2 separate regions of the Homo sapiens genome follow, and region 2 is linked to region 1. A link is an interaction called in ENCODE POLR2A ChIA-PET data of the cell type or tissue named here. Cell type or tissue: HepG2. All regions are shown on one strand.

What was found. Peaks named below come from ENCODE experiments on the same cell type or tissue, not always from the same donor. Only the 100,000 strongest peaks of a DNase experiment are listed, where the experiment ranks them.
Region 2: POLR2A ChIA-PET joins it to region 1 with 5 read pairs; 2 of 35 experiments call an interaction of 5 or more read pairs at or near these places.

What each region holds. Positions count from the first base shown.
Region 1 is chr7:74,363,162-74,368,161 of GRCh38, forward strand. It overlaps CLIP2 (CAP-Gly domain containing linker protein 2), which reads left to right. Exons shown (of 17, transcript NM_003388.5): 8 at 1,094-1,154. Among named protein-coding and RNA genes, the nearest start is that of CLIP2, 76 kb to the left of the region's middle. RefSeq lists enhancers at 802-1,673, 1,674-2,543. In HepG2, a CTCF peak has its summit at 1,075; a DNase peak (open chromatin) is centred at 2,380.
Region 2 is chr7:74,512,749-74,517,748 of GRCh38, forward strand. GTF2IRD1 (GTF2I repeat domain containing 1) reads left to right here. Exons shown (of 27, transcript NM_005685.4): 3 at 82-223; 4 at 2,693-2,848. Among named protein-coding and RNA genes, the nearest start is that of WBSCR23, 17 kb to the right of the region's middle. In HepG2, no CTCF peak of the experiment used is centred here; no DNase peak of the experiment used is centred here.

The DNA.
Region 1 (5,000 bases):
GCCCCGCTAATTTTGTATTTTTAGTAGAGACAGTTTCTCCATGTTGGTCAGGCTGGTCTCAAACTCCCGACCTCAGGTGATCCGCCCACCTTGGCCTCCCAAAGTGTTGGGATTACGGGCGTGAGCCACTGCAACTGGCCCAGCCTTGAGTTCCTATGTGTGGCTGTAAGGTGGGGTGGGCCTGTGTCTCTCCCCTGCGCTGTCTTGACAGGTGTGTGACAGAGTGTGTCTCCCTGAGGGTAGCCCTGATGCCTGGGCATTCCACATCCAGGGGCAGCCCTGGGAGTGGGGATTGGGTCTCTGACCCCCAGTTTTGAGGCCTGTGATGAGAACAAGATCAACAGCAAAGGAAGCCCACTTTCCTTCTCTCCTTTCCTTCCTCCCCACAGGTTGTTCCTTGTGGTAGTGTCTGTTCCCCGCAGTGATGAAAACAGTGTTGTCAGCTGGGCGCGGAGGCTCACGCCTGTAATCCCAGCACTTTGGGAGGCTGAGGTGGGCAGATCACTTGAGGCCAGGAGTTCGAGACCAGCCTGGCCAACATGTTAAAACCCTGTCTCTACTAAAACTACAAAAATTTTTTATTGAGGTTGCATGCCCAGTGATGTATGCCTGTAATCCCAGCTACTCAGGAAGCTGAGGCAGGAGAATTGCTTGAACCGTGGAGGCAGAGGCCTCAGTGAGCCGAGATCACACCAATGCACTCCAGCCTGGGCAACAGAGCGAGACTCTGTCTCAAAAAAAAAAAAAAAAGGGAGGGAGGAAGGAAGGAAGGAAGGAAAGAAAGAAGGAAAGAAAACAGTGTTGTCACTCACATCCCCGGGCCACCCTGCCCTTTATTTTATTTCCCACCACCCTGGGGAGGAAGGGTGTTGCCTTAAACACTGCCATTCTGGAGTTATTGGTGGTTCTTCCTAGAGTGCAGGTCAGCAGGTTGGGAGGTCTAGAGCTTTCCAGGACTGTGGGACATTTTGATGGCCTCGCCTCTGGATTCTGGGCCATTCTCATGGCCTTGCCTCTCTCTGCTGTTGCTCATTCGGTGAATCCCGTTGCTCTGGGCAAAGCCAGGTCAGCCACCTCTTTCCCTCCCCTGCAGGAAGGTGGAGGATCTGCAGTTCCGCGTGGAGGAGGAGTCCATCACCAAGGGAGACCTGGAGGTAACAGTCAGAGGCCCCTTCCCTGGGCACACTTAGCACCGGTGCCTGGCCCTTGCTAGGGCAGATGGTTGTGAGGTCCAGCAGCACCTCTAGGCCCCCCCGGGGAAGGGGCTGGGGGGGAAAATGGGGAAGGATCAAAGGTCTGATGTCTGAGGTGTTAGTGGCTCAGCCCCAGGAGCCCCCCAGGGAAGCTGTGCTCCCCGTGTCAGCAGCTGGATGGGGTGGGCAGGACGAACCCAGGGCAGGGCAGATGGGGGGCTGGGCCCCAGGATAGAGTGGCTGAGGTCCCCTGTCCCTTCTTCTTAGGCAATAGCCCTAAAGGTGCCCCTTCGTTCATCTTGGATTCCAGGTAAAATTTTGGCTGAAAGTAGCTTGCTGAGTCACAGAATTTATAGGTAGGAAAACTGAGGCTCAGAGACCAAGGGAGCTGGGTATGGTGGCTCACACCTATAATCCCAGCACTTCAGGAAGCCAAGGCAGAGGATCACTTGAGCCCAGAAGTTCAAGACCAGCCTGGGCAACGTAGCAAGATCCCATCTCTACAAAAAATTTAAAAAGTTAGCCAAGCATGGTCATGTGCACCTGTGGTCCCAGCTACTCAGGGAGGCTGAGGCTAGAGGATCGCTTGAATCTGGGAGATGGAGGCTGCAGTGAGCTATGATTGCGCCTGTTTTTTGTTGTGTGTGTGTGTGTGTGTGTGTGTGTGTGTGTGTGTGTGTGTGTGTGTGTGTGTGTGACTGTCTCAAAAAAAAGAATGGATGTTGGGGCACAACCCAGCGTCAGAGCCTCAGCCCAGCTCAGCATGTTCTAATTAAGTTTCCCTCTTGGCCAAGGGGCAGGCCATGTGGTTGCTCCTGGCTGACTTTTCCATTGGCAGTTGCTCTCCTGCAGGGGTTGGATGGACTTCTGGGAAAAGCACCTGTATTTGCCAGGAACAGAGACCCCCCTGTGCCAGCTGCAGTCACCATGGGGGCTTACTGAAGGGCTGTAGGAAAGGTCACAGCCTCCAAGGGCAGGCATTTCAGGGGACTGGAGCCAGAAACAGCATCGGGAGCTAAGCCCATCCATGTGCCCCTTACTCAGGGTCTCCTTCCGATCTGTGTCTGAGGTCAGGCTCCTCCTGTCTGTTTCCCACTGTGTTTCTCGGCTCTGCTCTTCTCCCAGCCCCGCCCACTACCTACCAGCTGTCATTGAGAGAGGCTCTGATTGGTCCCAGGGATAGCCAATGGGCTGGCTGGCTCTGGATAGGGGTCCACCCCGGATCCAGCCGGCCCTGGCTGGGAGAGGCAGGGGGCGGGACAGACAGTGACAGCTAAGTCAGTCCAAAGGGCTGCAGAATTCCCCATGCAACGTTTTATTGTAGCAAACTGAATTGTGATCATATTCATGGCAACCAGAAGGCAAAATGACCAAAGTCCCACTCATCCCCTCATCCCCACCCTTTTTTTTCTTTTTTGGAGACAGGATCTCACTCTGTTGCCCAGGCTGGAGTACAGTGGCACCATCTGGGCTCACTGAAGCCTCCACTTCCTGGGCTCAAGTGATGCTTTGCCTCAGCCTCCCAAGTAGCTAGGACTACAGGCGTGTGCCACCACACCCAGCTAATTTTTGTATTTTTTTTTGTAGAGGCTGGGTCTCACTATGTTGCCCAGGCAGGGTCTCGCTATGTTGCCCAAGTGGGTCTCAAACTCCTAGGTTCAAGCAATCCTGCCTCAGCCTCCCAAAGGGCTGGGATTACATGCATGAGCCATCACATCTGGCCCCCACCCATCTTAAAAGTCAGAAATAAAAGCCAGAGCCCCTCCTTGACCTCCTGGCCCCCTCCGCTTTATCACCCCACCTCTCTGCCTGTCTTTATTGCAAAACCCCCAGAAGGTTATCAGGCTCATGGTCTTCCCTCCTGTCCACACTGCCCCAACTACACAATGAGATGCCCCCATTCCAACTCCCCAGCCTCCTCTGCTGGCGTCTCCTCCTTCCTAATCTCTGAACATTGTCCCATCCAAGGGCTCAGTCCCAGGTCCGTTCACCCCTTGTCCACACTCACCCTGAGAGCTTCCAGTCTGTGGCCTCCATGCCCTGGAATGAGCCCCTGTAAGATCCACAGTCTTCCCCAAGCTCCCTGTACCATGCCCATTTGACATCTCCACCCAATTGAGGAAGAAGCAAGCACCTGTATCAATTTCCTGGGGCTGCAATAATGCACAGCCACAAATGTGTGGCTTAAAACAGCACAAACATATGCTTTCGCAGTTCTGGAAGCCAGAAGTCTAAAATAAAGGCTGGGCGTGGTGGCTCACGCCTGTAATCCCAACACTTTGGGAGGCCAAAGCGGCGGATCACTTGAGGTCAGGAGTTTGAGACCAGCCTGGCCAACGTGGTGAAACACCGTCTCTACTGAAAATACAAAATTAGCTGGGCATGGTGACGGGCGCCTCTAATCCCAGCTACTCCGGAGGCTGAGGCAGGAGAATCACTTGAAATTGGGAGGCGGCAGTTACAGTGAGCCGCGATTGCGCCACTGCGCTTCAGCCTGGGCAGCAGAGTGAGACTCCTTCTCAAAAAAAAAAAAAAAAAAAAAAAAGGCCTGAAATCAAGGTGTTGGAGAATCTATTCCAATCTAGCTTCCAGGAGGATTGCCGGCAGCCCCTGATGCTCCTTGGCCTGTATAACTGCATCAGGCCAGTCCCTGCCTCCTGTCACTTTGCTGCCTTGCCTGTGTGGCACTTTACTTGAACATCTTATGAAGACAGCAGTCACTGGATTTAGGGCCCACTCTAATCCAGTCCTAATCCAGTATGACCTCATTTTAACTAACTACATGTGCAAGACCCTATTCCAAAGAAGGTCACATTTGTTCTTTATTTTGTTTAAAAAAAATTTTTTTTTTTTTGAGATGGAGTCTCGCTCTGTCACCCAGGCTGGAGTGCAGTGGCGCAATCTCTGCTCACTGCAAGCTCCCCTTCCCGGGTTCATGCCATTCTCCTGCCTCAGCCTCCCAAGTTGCTGGGACTACAGGCATCCACCACCATGCCCGGCTAATTTTTTGTATTTTTAGTAGAGACGAGGTTTCACCGTGTTAGCCAGGATGGTCTCAATCTCCTGACCTCATGATTCGCCCGCCTCAGACTCCCAGACTGCTGGGATAACAGGCGTGAGCCACCATGCCTGGCCTATTTTGTTTAATTTTTATACAGATGGGTTCTCACTATATTGCCCAGGCTGGTCTCAAACTTCTGAGCTCAAGCGATCCTCCCACCCTAGCCTCTCAAAGTTCTGGGATTATAGGTGGGAGCCACCATGCCTGGCTAAGGTCACATTCTGAGGTTCTGAGTGGGCATGAAATTTAAGAAGTCACTATTCAACCCAGGACCACAGCCCAAATTGAACATGTCCTAACCACATCTATCCAGGCCTCCCCTAACACCACCCCCCTTACGGTTCCCATCTCAGATATTGGCCCCCAAATCCACACAGTTGGCTGGGCATGGTGGCTCACACCTGTAATCCCAGTGCTTTGGGAGCCTGAGACAGGAAGGTTGCTTGAGCCCAGGAGTTTGAGACCAGCCTGGGCAACATAGCAAGACCGTGTTTCTACAAAAATATTTTTTAAAAATGCGGGCATGGTGGCACATGCTTGTAATCCAAGCACTTTGGGAAGCCAAGGCGGGAGGATTGATTAAGCCCAGAAGTTCGAGACCAGCTTGGGCAACATAGGGAGACCTTGTCTCTACCCAAAATGGAAAAATTATCCAGGTATGGTAATGCATGCCTATGGTCCCAGCTACGCGGGAGGTTGAGGTGGGAGGATCGCTTGAGTCCGGGCAGTTGAGGCTGCAGTGAGCT
Region 2 (5,000 bases), 150 kb after region 1:
ACATCCCACCCCCGAAGTGGATACTAGAGGTGTTCGGAGTATGGGGAGCCCTTCCGCTCACACAGCCTGCCCTTCCCACAGTGCTCAGCGCTGTCCAAACTGAACGCCGAGGTGGCCTGTGTCGCCGTGCACGATGAGAGCGCCTTTGTGGTGGGCACAGAGAAGGGGAGAATGTTCCTGAATGCCCGGAAGGAGCTACAGTCAGACTTCCTCAGGTTCTGCCGTGAGTACCCCAGGGCTCCGGAGGGCCGGGCCCGCCATTTCCCGAGGGCAGGCGCTCTAGCCCATCTCTGGGTCCCCAACCCTGTCTAGCCAGGGTGGCGGTGTGTGGGGAGTGAACCTAACAAGCTAGGTTGTCTGAGATTCCCGATGTGGTGTTATTGAGGCAGCCCCTGAGTTGATAGAGACTGGCTGGGTGAACCCCAGGGTAGGCCAGAGCCAGCCACTTCCATCTGCCTTTTCCAGATGGGGACACCAAGGCCAAGGCTGCTGCTCAGTTCTTCCTCTTAACTATGTATTCCTGAACACAAGGACCAAATGCACTTATGCCAACACAATTTTTTTTTTCTTTAAATGAGACAGAGTCTTGCCCTGTCACCCAGGCTGGAGTGCAGTGGCACAATTTTGGCTCACTGCAACCTCTGCCTCCCAGGTTCAAGTGATTCTCCTGCCTCAGCTTCCCGAGCAGCTGGGATTACAGGCACCTACCACCACGCCCAACTAATTTTGTATTTTTAGTAGAGACGGGGTTTCACCTTGTTGGCCAGGCTGGTCTCGAACTCCTGACCTCAGGTGACCCGCCCACCTCAGCCTCCCAAAGTGCTGGGATTACAGATGTGAGCCGCCATGCCTGGCCATGTTCCAATAAGATTTATTGAATGCCTGCTGTACATAGCATCTTTTCTGATGCTAACTCACCTACCCTGACATCAACCTGAGGGGGCAGGCACTGTCATGGCTATAGTCAGGGTTAACATCTTAGGCCAGGTGCAGTGGCTCATGTCTGTAGTCCTAGCACTTCGGGAGGCTGAAATGGGAGGATCACTTGAGCCCAGGAGTTGGAGACCAGGCTGGGCAACATAGCAAGGCCTCTGTCTCTACAAAAAATTTAAAAATTAACCAGGCTTGATGGTGTACACCTGTAGTCCCAGCTGCTTGAGAGGCTGAGGCAGGAGGATCACTTGAGCCTGGGAGTTCAAGACTACAGTGAGCTACGATGGCACCCCTGCACTCCAGCCTGGGTGACAGTGAGTCCCCATCTCAAAAGAACCATGGTATAGCATGAGGTTAAGAGAACGGGCCGCCTGGGTCCACAACTGCTGTGCCTCAACCCACTCATCTGTGAAAGGGGAGGACGGGTGGGTCTGAGGGTTAAACGAATTGGTACCTTGCAAGCACTTAGGGCAGTGTCTGGCACTTGGTTCACACTCAATAGACACCAGCTGTTGTTACTATTATTAGTATTCACCTCACACCCCTAAGATCAGCTGTTTCAGGGAAGGGCATCCCCCAGCGCTGGGCCTAGCATTACTGGGGTGCAGCCGCATCCCCAGCCAGCCCCCCACCCCCCTCAGCCCTCAGAGCCTAGACCTTCTCCAGGGCCAGGATGGGGGACTGGGCCGGGTAGAATGGACAGCAGCAGGTCGTGTGGCACCCCAGCCGCCCAGAGCCTGAGGCGGTGCACCTGCCTTCTAGAGCCACGCAGAGCCGCTATTTATAGCACCAGGAACTCGGCTGGTTTATTTCAAGCTCCGCAGATCCCAGAGGAGAATAGGCTCCAAGCTGGGAGGGGGCCGCAGGCCCCTCCTCTCATCTCCTTTCCAATGCAGCTTCTAGAACATTCCCCAAGGATCCACCAACACTCTCCGGTCCCCACCCTGGCCCAGCCTGGCATGAACCTGCTGTTTGCAACCCACGGCCTCCTTGGAGCAGGGGTTGGGGGGTGCCTCCCAACCCTCTGCCGGAGGGTTTTCTCTCCCTCCGGCAGAGCAGAAAACGGTGGCATAGATTGGTCAAGACAGTGTTCGTGTCAGAGCACAGAAAGGCATGGATGGGGCCGGGCATGGTAGCTCACACCTGTAATCCCAGCACTTTGGTCAGGAGTTCGAGACCAGCCTGGCCAACATGGTGAGACCCCATCTCTACTAAAAATACAAAAATTAGCTGGGTAAGGTGGCAGGCGCCTATAATCCCAGCTACTCGGGAGGCTGAGGCAGGAGAATCACTTGAACCCTGGAGGTGGAGGTTGTAGTGAGCCAAGCTTGTGCCACTGCACTCCAGCCTGGGCAACAGAGCGAGACTCTGTCTCAAAAAAAAAAAAAAAAAAAAAAATAGAAAGACACAGATGGAACATTCATCGAACCTCAGTTCTGAGCTGGAATAGCTGGCCTCCCGTGAACATTCACAGACTGAGGCTCAGAGAGAGAAGGGACTAACCCAAGGTCACACAGCAAATTAGAGGTGACCAGAGGTGAGGCCCAGCCCTGGGAACTCTGAGATGACCAGCCCTGGCCCTCAGTGGGGTGGTTGGAATAGGGCTTGCTCACTCATTAATTCTTCATTCATTCATTCACTTGTGTATCACATTGTGTGCCAGTCTCCGCAGCTCAGCACAGGGCAGCGACATCCCAGCTCGAAGGCCGGGTGGTGAGACGGGTGCTCACTGTGGCCTCGCGTGCTCTGTGTCCCACAGGAGGGCCCCCGTGGAAGGATCCGGAGGCAGAGCACCCCAAGAAGGTGCAGCGGGGCGAGGGTGGAGGCCGTAGCCTCCCTCGGTCCTCCCTGGAACATGGCTCAGATGTGTACCTTCTGCGGAAGATGGTAGAGGAGGTGTTTGATGTTCTTTATAGTAAGATCCTTCCTCATTCCATTTGGGGGCCCCAGGGAGGGTGGGAGCCTCGGTCCCCACCCAGCAGAGGGGGCCCCCTCCTGTCCCACTATGGGCCCTGGGCAAAGCCGGACCCCAAGGCATGGGGCTACTGGCTACCCCAGCCCTTCCTCATCTCTGCATTCCCAGACACAGAAGTTCTGCTCCAGCCGTTTTCCAAACCTCCACCCCTACTGTCCCTGCCCTGGCTCAAGTCACTGCCACCTCTCGCCTAGAAATAGCCCCAGGCTTGCCACGGTCTCCCTGCTTCCAGACCAGCTCTCTACACCTGCCCTGCAACCAAGGGTATCTTCTCAAAGCACAAGTCTGATCATTAATGAAGCTCTTCTCTCCACAGCCTTCGGGGGCTCCCCATCACCCTGAGCATGGCACAGGGGCCCACACACCCATCCTCATCCCCTCCACACCTTCTTCTCCCACTAGGTGACAGGGCCCTACTGACCTCTCTACAGAACCACTTCCAGTTCTCCAGCACTCGCTGGTGCATTTCACATGCCCTGGACTTCGCGCTGTTACATCTTTTGAGACTGCCTTTCCCCTCCTGTGTCTGGCAGACACCTGCGTGGCACTGAGGCTCTGCTCCTGGAAGCCCCCTCACAGTGGGTTTAGGCCCCTCTCTTGGCACCCACAGTGCCCTGTCCCCTCTCCAGCCCAAGAGCTCTCCAGAGTCAGGGGCTGTGTCTGCCCTTTCTAGCTGTCTCCAGCCTACAGTTCAGAGCCCAGCAACAGCAGGTGCTTGGAGAATGTTTGTTGAATGACTAAGTGAAGGCTGATTGCTCAGCCATGTCTTTCCTGCAGGAAGAGGAGACCTGGCCTCCCTTGGGAAGCGTCAGGTTGCAGAGGGCCTCAGGGCCCCAGTGGTGGTCTTCACACGCCCTGGGAAACATCGGGCAGGTCCCTTTGGTGCTCAGGGTCCCACCTCATTCATTTCTGATTTGGCTTTATCCCTTCTCCTACTGTAGCCTTTGGTTTTATGGAGCAAAGGTCTGTGAGGAAACTTCTGCTGTTCTTATGTCAGAAGGAGGGGTACCCAGAGGCCCTGGGTGGTCACACTGGCCACCCTGGGATGGGGGACTTGCCACGCATGGTTGGCTGTGCCTCTGTCGACACTTTTGCCAGCTGCAGGGCCCCGCGCCCCTGCCCGCCTTGCCCTGGCCCCCCTTGTCCACTTTGGGCAGAATTCAAGGAGGCTATGAGAGGATGGGCCTCTTTCTGGCTCAGGGTGGGGGCTGTAGCATGGAGGTGACAACAGATATCCCAGTGCCCAGTCCTCAGTCCCCAGCCTGCCTCCCCTCCTCTGTGCCCCCGAGCCCCCATCTTTGTTCCTGCGTCTTCTCAGTCTGTCTCTTTCTCCTCTCTCCTGTCTTTGTTGTTGTTGTTGTTGTTGTTGTTGTTGTTGTTGTTTTGAGATGAAGTTTCACTCTGTTGCCCAGGCTGGAGTGCAATGGCATGATCTCGGCTCATTACAACCTCCCCCTCCTGGGTTCAAGCAATTCTCCTGCCTCAGCCTCCTGAGTAGCTGGGATTACAGGCACCTGCCACCACACCTGGATAATTTTTATATTTTTAGTAGAGACGGGGTTTCACCATGTTGGCCAGGCTGGTCTCAAACTCCTGACCTCAAGTGATCCACCTGCCTCGGTAATCCCAAAGTGCTGGGATTACAGGCGTGAGCCACCACGCCCAGCCTCTCCCATCTTTTTCTCAATCCCCTATTTTTGCTCCCTCTCCACTTCCTCTTCTTCTTACTTTCTCTCCCCCCTCTCGGTCTCTCTCCCTTCCTCCCTACACCTTTTTTTTTTTTTTTTTTTTTTTGAGATGGATTCTCGTTCTGTTACCCAGGCTGGAGTGCAGCGGCTCACTGCAACCCACCTCCCGGGTTCAAGCGATTCTCCTGCCTCAGCCTCCCAAGTAGCTGGGATTACAGGCATGCACCACCACACCCAGCTAATTTTTGTATTTTTAGTAGAGACGGGGTTTCATCATGTTGGCCAGGCTGGTCTCGAACTCCTGGCCTCAAGTGATCCTCCCTCCTCAGCCTCCCAAAATGCTGGGATGACAGGCGTGAGCCACCACGCCCAGCCCTTATAGCTTTTTCCTTGCAGCCTGGCTC